Regions from separate parts of the Homo sapiens genome. Here region 2 is linked to region 1. The links are chromatin contacts, found by Hi-C or POLR2A ChIA-PET in ENCODE. All regions are on one chromosome and are shown on one strand. The core of a region is the stretch at or near the end of the contact, and the rest is flanking DNA. Distances in the headings are between cores, read along the strand shown. Region 1 overlaps LINC00607 (long intergenic non-protein coding RNA 607). Region 2 overlaps LINC00607 (long intergenic non-protein coding RNA 607).

Region 1 (5,723 bases), core at 1,101-3,600:
TTTTCCGCCTCCTGGATTGCAGACTCCCTGAAGGAAGGAATTGATATGTCCATTTTCTATAAATCTCAAGAAGATCACGTGTTTCTTTCTGAGCATCTAAATGTGTTTATGAACTGTGTGGGTAAATTATGCCTTGGCAAATTAGCAGATTGAAAGTGTTGAATCTCTACATGCCCAGACTTGTAAATTTTGCCACTATTAACTTTTAATACATGTTTTAACTTTTTTTTTTCCTCTTCAAAACTTGGGGTAGTATTTCTCACTGACGACTTCCTTAAGCCAAATTTAACATTTTATAGCTCCAACTGTTTTGGAAGTCAGACAGCCAGACAGTCAAATGCATTAGAAAAAGGCATTCCCAGATTTTCTTTTTCTGTGTCATGTTTATTCCCCTCAAAAGCAGTTGAAAGATGTTTCTCTCCAAGGTTTTCAAAGATCATCTATTCTGTGGATGGCAACTTCACACTCTCAAAGGTGTCCACTATAAAAAGGGAAAAGGAGAGATGTATCGTGAAACTGTCTGGTTAACCCAATATTTGTCACTTTAACTGCTTCTGATGATGCTTTCACTGTGAAACAACACAAAAGGAAGAGTAAAACAGTTGAGACAAGGGGAAGAAATAGCAACTGCCTTAAGTGTCTACCAATTTTACAGGGTCAGCAATGGCCTCTAATTAGAGTTAGCACTGAATCAGCCAGGCATGGTGGCTCACGCCTGTAATCCCAGCACTTTGGGAGGCCGAGGTGAGTGGATCACCTGAGGTCAGGAGTTCGAGACCAGCCTGGCCAACGTGGCGAAACCCTGTCTCCACTAAAAATACAAAAATTAGCCAGGCATCGTGGCGTGTGCCTGTAATCCCAGCTACTTGGGAGACTGGGGCAGGAGAATCGCTTGAACCTGGGAGGCAGAAGTTGCAGTGAGCCAAGATCGCACCACTGTATACCAGCCTGGGCAACACAGCAAAACTCTGGCTAAAAAAAAAAAAAAAAAAATTAGACTTAGCACTGAGTCACGCTTCTTGAGAAGCCCCAGAACAGAGTTCCTATCATAGAGAACCAGAGGGGAGTCTACCCCCAGCACCGAAGATGTATTCCAAACCTTCTAGCAGGGTCCCATGTGAGGTACAGGACTCGGTGAGAGGAGGGGGGCCTGCCTGAGACAAGTGGGGTAGGTAGTCACCTAGAAGACATGTTTTAAGGAAACAAAGACCCATTCACCTACAGATCTGTCTACCACGAGCCTGTCAAATCCAGTTAGAGCCAATCCTTTGGATTAAAAAATATTGGCTCAAACTGGCCTTTTCAATTAGAGGCATGGAAACACACTATGACCTAACTGTCTTTTAAAATCTTAGCACCAACAATTCATTAAGTGTATATCTTTGACTCAGCCACCCATCAAGACTTTGAGACAACACACAGAACACATCATCTTTGGTGGAAGTTGGAAGAGTAAAACACTGCTTGAGATGAAGATGTCAGGGTTGAAAGAAGGCACCAAATAAACAAGAAGTCTTATCAGTGGAGATAGCAAGAAAGCCTGGAAAAGATGGTGCCAAACTGGAAAATATGGTGCTAAAGAGGACAGGAATGGGAATACCAAAGACAAACCTTACTTAGCCATCAGTTTGTCTGCATCAGTACTGTAGAGAGGCTACTAAGGGGGACTATTACAGAAGGAAAACAGTCTGAAAGAGATTATTATAGAGGGAAAGAACTTGAGGAAATTGAAGGATTCTCACACTTTGGAAAAAGTAAATTCTCCTACTCTGGTCCTATTTAATCCACTGTGTGTGTATGTGTGTGTGTGTGTGTGAGAGAGAGAGAGAGAGACAGAGCGATAATTCTTGGAAGCAAACCCTCTCTTTTCTCACCCTGAATTCCATGTTATCACTATTTTACACTGAGTTAGGAGGATCTTCTGCCCACACATTTGTATTATTGCTTTTCTTTTAAGTATCTTAATTCTATAGTAAAATTTGCCATAAAATATTCATAGATGGATGGGCCTAGCTCTTTAGCCATAGGTCCAGCAGGACTTACTTACATTAAATGTACCATGATATTCTAGATGTTTTAGATTATATATCAGAGAGTCAAGTGAAAAATCAGAAAGTGTTTTATGTCTATACAGAATCTTAATGATGTCTTTTTTTTTAAAGTATTATAGGAAGTGTGTTGGAAAAATATTTTGAAAACAGTAGATTTGAAAGCCCCATTTTGCTCACTTTACTCAAGTATCTGCCTCCTTAAGGTTCTAAGATTTGCCATCATCAATTAGCTGTGCAAACCATGCTGACAAAATCCCTTTTAGAATAGTTTCTTTCACCACCAACTTGCTTCAGAGCCTCACAAAATGACTCATCTAAATGAGACGGGTCCTCTGGCCCAAAGGGAACAGCTAAGTGACTGACTAATGTTTTACACTTGGGAGAGAACAGGAAATTAGCTGCATGTTTACTGTGAGGAGACACTGAAGAATTGTAAGGAAGTACCTTTAAATACTTGAGTCCCCAAAAATGTTGCTTCACCATTTGCCTAAATGTTGCTTTTAAGTTGGAAGTGTCTCAGTTTCTAAGTGAGGGTTGGATGGTGTTACTATAAGGCACACAAAATTAACTAATAAAAGTCATTTCAGTTTCAACATTAAAAAAAATGAAAGTCCAAAGTTCCTGGATGAAAGAAAGGAGGCCTCAATTACATTATGACATATTTTACTTTTGTCTCTCTGGTGAGATAGAGTACAATTAACAAGATTCTCTTTCAATTTACAGTTAAGCCAGACATCTAAAACCAAGATGACGATGAAACTTTTCAAGTTGACACATCTTACGAGTTTTGTATGGATTTCAGTGAAATTTTTTCAATGAATTTTTTGAAAGATTGCATGCTTGCCACAAGTTCTACAGTTCATAGGACTGATAGTGTTCTAACCTTTCTTGCCTGCTACAAAATTCCCATGGTCCATACTCTCTCAACCACTGTATAGCTACCATTTATAACCAAAAAAAAGTCACTTTCTAGGTACAGTGTTTTCATAACTTCAGACTTAACCAGATGATCTAGACAAATTATTTTTTTAAAAAAATATTCAGTGAAACCCCTACTAAAAAATACGAAAAATTAGCTGGGCGCGGTGGCGGGTGCCTGTAGTCCCAGCTACTCGGGAGGCTGAGGCAGGAGAATGGCATGAACCCAGGAGGCGGAGCCTGCAGTGAGCCGAGATAGGGCCACTGCAGTCCCGCCTGGGTGAAAAAGCGAGACTCTGTCTCAAAAAAATAAATAAATAAAATATTACACAGTTCTTTTTTATTGATTTTGGTGGGAAGATTTCTACCGTTGATTGTATTGTGTTAGTCTTTTCATCAAAGGACATTTCATTTTCTTTGTCTACCTATTCAGCACTTCCTCATGAAACACTTCACTGCACAGGAATAATAAGTGTTGTCTATTGACTAATGTCAACAGCCAACCCTTCATTATCTTTCCTATTGGGGAAAGAGAAAATATGATTAAATTGAATCTGCTGTTTATCCCAAATTACACTTTTGCTGAGATTTTTTAACATTCTTTGCCACCAAACCTGATGATAACATGCGAAAATTGATCTTTTTTTTTCACCTCTCCCCTGTCCTTTTCTTTGAAGATTCACTGTAAAGAATTTTGTAGACTGTGGACAAATACTGAAATGCCAAAAGCATGTAACCTTTTAGATTAGACCAACAAACAATCACAGACATCATCACATTGGCTTTATCTCATTAGTGTAAATCTATTAAAACAACCACTGAAAGCTACTGTTGCTTTAGATGGATGCTTAGGAGCTAAATTATTTGCTCTATTCACAAGAAGGATTGTCTCCAAAATCCTCCTTAGTTTTGAATAGGAAAGTAGACCCTCATGTCTCTGCAGATTGTCTACACACAATGCACTGGGTCAAGAGTCAAGGATGGCCCTGTCTATTTTTAATTTAGAATAAATGCACAACCAGTTTAGCAAAATGAAATTTGTACTTTTAGTTCTCTATTTTCAGATTTTTCATATGCTGAATGATTTAAGACTTCCATTTGTGCATTCACCTAAAATAAGAGAAAGCTCTCAGCAAAATTTTGAGTAAATAAGTATCTTTAGTATATTCTGTTTTCCTTCTTACTTCCCTTCCCAAGGATCACCCTTATCACCTTTCCAAAATAACAGTCCATCAAGTCAACCCACTATAAACTGAACACCAAACATTCTTCAAAGTTGACCTTTCCTTCATCCCATTCTCCTAGAATTCCGTTAGCTAAGTAATGCAATCTGATACACTATTGTTTTCTAGGGTAACAATGGTTTAATAAATTATTCCTCATAGATGATATATTTGCATTCCAACAGAAATTCTTATTACCTTAAACCCATATTTTCCACACTGTATCTTTGAAGAAAAAGAAGGACATCCTGAAGGCTATTCTGGTGAGTTTCTGACACTTTGAGAAACTGATAATGGAAATACGTCAGGGTTAGGAAAACCTAACATAGTGGACAACAATGCTCAACCTGCCATTTTATTTTTACTGAAATAAAGTGCCAAAGATCACTCAGTGAAAGGGGCACATCATGTGATATAATTCCAGATAGATAGTTCTATTTTCACTCTCATAGAGTTTTCCTCCTCTCCTTAACCTTTCATTTTCTCGCTGCATAAAGTCGCTTCTACCATCTATTGCCTCTGAATCCTTTCTTAATTCAATTACATAAGTGTCCAGAAGAAAACAAAAACACTGAGGACTGAGCTCTCTCTGATTTTCAAGCAGTGGGGAAGCAGAGAAAAACCAGTTGTTCCCATTGACTTAGAAGACACTGTAATTTCCACAAAAATTACTGTGGATTTCAACATAAGTCATTGGACAAAAGAAAACAAAACAAGTAATTGAGGCAGTATATAAGAAAAGGGAGCATTTCAGGACTCCTAAAAACTAATTTTTAAAGGCTCTCAATATCCTAGTTCATAAGGGCAATCTGACCTACTAGCATTGGAAAGAAATGCTCATCCCAAAAGACTTAAATGATAATCAGACAAAGCTTCTGTGAATGTGTAAACGTGTGATGGTGACATTTCTCAGTCTGCACATGGTCCATTTGCCAGAGATCTGAGATTTGCTGGCTCCATAGAGAGCTGCCCTAATAAATCTCAACAGTCCAGGGAGATTTGGTCCAGTGTTCCCAGGTGATTGTCTTGCCGATTCCCCGAAAGGAAACAGAAGGGTATTTAATTCTACAGCAGCGGCCCACATTCACCCACAAGTGACATTATTTTAGAAACCGATTTTAGAGATTAAAGGTGAAACAGAGAAATCCTACACTGCACAAGAAATCACTGCCAATTTTAGTGACTAGTTGCAGAAAAACACATTTAAGGAGAGTGTTTCTAACGTAGCGTTCTCTGACAGCATTCCTGCCTAGATGTAATGCTGATGTCAGGTTATTTTTATATCATACTTTAAAATCACATCTGGTAACTTAATTTCTGGGACTATGTAACCCCCTTTCATTCAGGCATGTAACTTTCCAAGTTGCGGCATTAAAGGGATATAGAAAACAATGCAAACCAAGGAAATTCTCGTTTTCACACCCAAAAAGTGTTTTACCCCCAATGTTTTCCACTTACACTGTTACACCAAAGCACTAGATGCATAAAGGTGTAAATGAAAACCTTTTGATGGTGATGACGAATTTGAGGA
Region 2 (5,342 bases), core at 2,813-5,312, 110 kb after region 1:
ATGAGATGAAATGAAGGAAGGTTGTTGGAATTCTTGGATCCTAAAGGACTGGACCTTTATGATCTATAGAGCAATTTGGCTGTGAACATACACTACTCTTCAAGACAAAGGTAGAATGACCCTGAAGGCAATCCCAGAGCTCATCTCTGGATGTGGCAATTCAGATCCACGTCCCAATGCCTCACTCCTAGAGACCAATACAGCAACCACTGTCTTTCCACTCTGTCCTGAGAGCCAGTCCCCGTAGCCTCTTCCTTATCTCCTTGAATGCAGACCCCTCATGGAATCCTAATGTGGGTTTTCACCCCCTGGAAATATGCCCAAGAGCGCTTTACCTCTTCCACCTTTTTATCAGCAGGGAGACTTTCTATCACATATAAGCATAGCATCTCAGCAATACCTCCCACCTCACCTCTCTTTCTCTCTCTTTTGCTCTCTCTCTCTCTCTGTCTTTCTCTCTCTTGCTCTCTCTCTGCCATATGAGGACACAGCAAGAAGGCAGCTGTCTGCAAGGCAGGAAGAGAGCCCTCACAGAACTTGATCATGCTGCCTTCATGTTCTCAGACTTCCAGCCTCCAGAACTGTGACAAAATAAATTTATGTTGTTTAAGGACCTAGTCTCTGGTATTTTGTTATGACAGCCTAAGCTGACTAAGACACTTATCGAACTGTGTGCAACTAGAAAAGGTACTAAACCTTCTCAGGCTCAGTTTCCTCATCTGTACAACAGGAACAAGAATATCTACCTCATACCATTATTGGGAAAACTAAATGAGAGCAAGCGTAAAAAGCACATAACTCGAACTCTCTACCACACCTTTCTACTTCCCTAAATGATGTATGTGAAAATAAAACAAGATAGTTTATATAATAGTAGACTGAGATAACAACTGGAAATACTTTGAAAAAGAAAAATTACAAAACAAAGGGGCAGGATGAGGATTAGGAGCATAACTAATTGAGAGTATAAGTCATTACTTAATTGTACTAACTTACTAATTATCTATGTTATACTAAACCCACAGTGTCACAAATATAGGCCACTTCAAGTAAAAATAATACAATTTAGGAACAACTGCATTGGATGTGAGGGAGGAGAAAAGAGAGCTGAAGACACACACACACACACACACACACACACACACACAGAATATGTTGATTCCTAAAATGCCTTAGTCTTAGAAATATTTCAAAGCAATTAAAACACTTATATTAGGAAATATAGCAGGAGACAAAGACAATATGAAAGAAATTAAAAATACAAGGTAATTAAAGAAGGGAGCAATTTGAGAGGAGCGGGGGTTAGGGGGGTGGGGAAATGTTGACAAGAAATTAAGATGTTAAAGGAACAAAGTTCAGAATAGCTAATACTGAAAGGTCAAAAGCATGGAATTGTGTCTGCCACCTCCTCTTATTTTCCTGGTCACTATTGTTTATTAAAAGTAACCTCTCCTTAGCCACAGAGTCCCGTGGGGCATCTTCTACCTCAAGATTCTCTTTAGTAAAAGGCTCTTCTCACTCTCTTTTCCCAATAAAAGCTCAGATTTGTCCCATAAATTTCTGTCCGAGAGAGCTTGCACAGTCTCAGCCTCCTTGTCAAGCTTTGCAGTAGCAGTGGATGATTTTTATGAACTCTCCCTAGTTTGGGGCAAGATGACTTTGAGGGTCTTGACCATTTTTAAGAACTTACAATTCTCCTGGTAGTATTATGCTTATGTTTCTCCAAGGCCCTGACAACACATTCATCTTACTTTAATAATGATCCCATCATTTGTTGCTACCTTTAGGAGATCTTTCAAGAATGCAAGACAGGCAGATTTATTCTATTAGAATATCAGTAAAGTCAATCCTTTTATATAATAAATCCTGACAATCATGTAGAAAATGGCATTGATATATGTTTACATTGTGTTTGCATATGCATTTCTAAGAAAAAAGGCCTCTAAAAAACAAATATGAAAAGTAAGACAGAATTAATTAGTGAGTGCTTCCTGACCCAAAAGTGTGCAATATAAGGTAGATCTTTGGGGTACAACACATATTCCACAATGGATACTGCCTGAGTGGGGAGCCAGTGCCACGACCTCAGGCACTGTTAAAGGGGTCCCTGCCACAGCACCCCAAGGAAGGAAGGAAGTAGCCTTAAGAGTTGCAGACATCCAAATTTCTTTCTTTTCTTTTTTTTTTTTTTTTTGAGACGGAATCTTGCTCTGCTGTGTGACCCAGGCTGGAGTGCAGTGGTGTGCAGTGGTGTGATCTCGGCTCACTGCAAATCCCACCTCCTGGGTTCAAGCAATTCTCCTGCCTCAGCCTCCTGAGTAGCTGGGATTACAGGTGTGCACCACCACACCTGGCTAATTTTTGTATTTTTAGTAGAAACGAGGTTTCACCATGTTGTTCAGGCTGGTCTCGAACTCGTAACCTCGTGGTCTGCCCACCTCGGGCTCCCAAAGTGCTGGGATTACAGGCATGGAGCCACTGCGCCACAGACATCCAAATTTCTATGCCTGTACTATGTGAATCTGTCCACTTGTCCACAACTGACTAGGCCAGAATGGCTCCTCACCAAGACCAGTCAAGCTCTAAAAAGTGAGCTGAAGACAGAAATGAGCATTCACAACAAGTCTGAGTCACGTTAATGATCAGCCCTAGAAGAATCACCCATGAGCCACTGCTGCTGGTGGACCATAGACAACTGTCCTTTGAGGTTCCTGATTACCATGTGACGTGGCTGTTCCATGGCTTCCAGTCCACCCATGAAACCTGCTTGTTTTATTTCTCCTGTGCACAAGAGGCCTCGCCACAGGGCCAAGATTTCTTATCTCCACTTGTATCCTCTAACCACCTAGCCTAATCCTCACAGAAAGAATATAGTTAGCACACGAACTCTCTCTAACCATTTCTGTTCATAGGATATTTTCATCAGAAAAGCTTCCTTGACTATTTCAACACTCAAGTATCTTTTCAGCAGCAGGTACCTCTGCCACTTCCATAAGTGTTTACCTTGGATTGCTGTGTATTGACAGTCAGCTACTTAATCTGTCTATGTCTTGTCTCCCAAATCAATGATGAGTTTTTAGAGGAGAAAGAACTCTGTGTCTGACATAAAGTTGACCAGCCATCTTTAAGAGAGTTTAGGCTGAAAATTGCAGCTCATCGGCCCTTTTTTCCATGGATGAACAATAGCCTCTTCCTCCTGAGATAAAAGTGACCCAAGCCTGGTACTGTTTCTTTTTTATTCACTTATCTTTCTCAGAAAACCTACATTCACAAACCACTTGTACAAAGTGTTCAACATATTTAGAAGTCAGAAAGCTTTCTCGGCCACTTGAGAGTGTATTGAACCAGGCCTGTTACTCATGCTTCTTATCTTACTTATCTTATTATCTGCTCTCTCTACAGATCTACATCATCATGTGGGTCTTAATAAAAATAATCAAGAGTTACTATATTTGAGAATATTGGCCCAACCAATTCTCTGCCCTGGTGCTCTGTACAACCCCAAGGGCTCTGTGAAATCTTTCAAGGTTTCCCAGGAAAGTAGAAGAAATGAAAAGAGCAGAGTGGGTGAGACTCTAAGCCACAACACTCCCCTTTAACATTTTGATCTGTTTTCCATATTGGGCACAATAAGATTTATTCTACAGCCCTAAACAAAAATGAAAACTTGCCTGTACAGTGAGACTTGAGGAATCTAACTTAGCCCCCTGACCAAAAGCAGTCTTTCTACCTTTAGATTTTTCCTCTTTTGAAGTGAGGTTTTGTGCCTAGGGTTTTAAAAAGCCAGTACACTGGTATCAGTCTTGGATGCTCCATTATATAGCATTGCCTGTTAGAACTTGCATATAACACTCTGTTAAACTTGCTGCACAAATGAGACATATCCAAAAGGAAAGTTCCAATGGTTGGCCTGGGAGAAGAACTAGATAAAGACCCTGGAAGTTCTATCTTAAGAAATTCTTACCAGCATTTCCCAGGGGGGCAGGCAGGAAACAGCCTAAGGATTAAACCAACATGGGAGGGAGGTGGGTGCAGGGAGAGGGGGATTTATACAATTGTCCCTTGCATGGGAAACAGAGGCCAATAAAAGCAAACCTCACAATGACTCTGCAGGAATCCAGGACTTCCCAGCACTCAAAATTCACAAGCTTGCTGAGTATATCTTATCTTGACTTTTACAAGGAAAACAGTTAACCATTATAAGTTAACTATTTGTTCAGATCGCTCACTCCTCCATTCCACAACCAGTACATGTCAGGTTCTTTCCAATAATAATATTCTTCCTTGAGGAACATTCAGCAGAAATAGACCAATCAAAACTGGTAACACTAGGTTTATTTAAATATATATATAAGCTGCAGAAAAGTACAGACCAGAAATGGGGCTGTATCTTCTTTTTAGAAACCGCTCTCACATTCAGCAAGATATCTGTTTACAGGCAATACTAAAACCTGATTAAGGCTTAACAAAAACTAAGTCCACATGAAAGGAAATGTGGATATATGTGGATCGATGCTTTGTTAGGTTGATTTTTTTGTAAGATTGTGTATATATATATAAGCTATGAATTGGATTTAGAGGTACGACAATTTGTCACAAACCTATAAAATATTTTTCTACCCAACGTCACCCAATTTCTTACTTCTGGCAGACCAGGCATTTGATTAGAGTCTTCACTCTCCTTGGAGGCGTGCTGTGGAAAGGACACAGCACCTCTAATCATGCTTACCTCCTGCTATAGCCACTAGCATTATCCAAGAACACACTGACCTTTTGCGGTGCTACATTCCTTGGCAATTATCCTCACTCTTCTCTTAGTTTAATATTTTTACTTTCTTTTCTATCCTCAGACCCCCACCTCCATCTCCATCTTCCACTCAGTGAAAATAATTCTACTTGCATCTTTTTCCCATAAGGATCTATGTTTTTCTTATATTTTCATTCTCCTAATGTTTAGCAGGTCAAATGCAGTTGGTTTCATTAACAAATAAAAGCCACATGTCAAAATGGTTTAACAGTGTTAAATCCTGACCTGAGTTTAGCTTTGGCTCTGTGAACTTACCCTCAATGCCAAATGTCACATTTGATGTAGAAGCAACTGCTGTGCTGTTTAGATGTTCCTGACACCATTTGAATCCATTACTTCATTGAGATATTTTGCTCAACATCTTTTCCTTCTATGGATGAATTAATTGTGCCCAACACTGACCATCCTCACTCCAGAGCCCAGGCTAGCTATGACAACCCAGTCAACAACTCAAGGCTAGTCCTCCTCCCTCCCGATTTATACTTGGAGAGTCAGGCAATCTGCACCAGCAGGATAATAAAGATTCATTAAAGGG

The links. Hi-C counts contacts between places; a loop is a spot of excess contacts on that map. ChIA-PET counts read pairs that join two places held with the same protein, here RNA polymerase II (POLR2A). Pooled maps may share reads with other maps.
Region 2: a map of chondrocyte shows a loop between it and region 1 (1.9-fold over the local background). The contact joins two enhancer-like sites. A Hi-C loop is called at or near these places in 3 of 168 maps with a recorded cell type or tissue (chondrocyte, prostate gland and sigmoid colon) and 2 of 50 pooled maps. POLR2A ChIA-PET finds 5 or more read pairs at or near these places in 4 of 52 experiments (A673, AG04450, GM12878 and 1 more).

Annotation. Positions count from the first base shown.
Region 1 is chr2:215,662,606-215,668,328 of GRCh38, forward strand. The region is part of intron 5 of LINC00607 (long intergenic non-protein coding RNA 607); the gene reads right to left. It overlaps LOC102724861 (a long non-coding RNA gene), which reads left to right. Exons shown (of 8, transcript NR_187737.1): 3 at 2,775-2,840; 4 at 4,378-4,455. Among named protein-coding and RNA genes, the nearest start is that of LINC01614, 53 kb to the right of the region's middle. Within about 2 kb of position 2,351, at least 7 of the 41 ENCODE cell types and tissues checked have a DNase peak (open chromatin) inside an H3K27ac peak, as active enhancers do; they include A673, where a contact is called at or near this core.
Region 2 is chr2:215,768,094-215,773,435 of GRCh38, forward strand. All of the region lies in intron 1 of LINC00607 (long intergenic non-protein coding RNA 607), which reads right to left. Among named protein-coding and RNA genes, the nearest start is that of LINC01614, 53 kb to the left of the region's middle. RefSeq lists an enhancer at 3,953-4,247. Within about 2 kb of position 4,063, at least 5 of the 41 ENCODE cell types and tissues checked have a DNase peak (open chromatin) inside an H3K27ac peak, as active enhancers do; they include A673, where a contact is called at or near this core.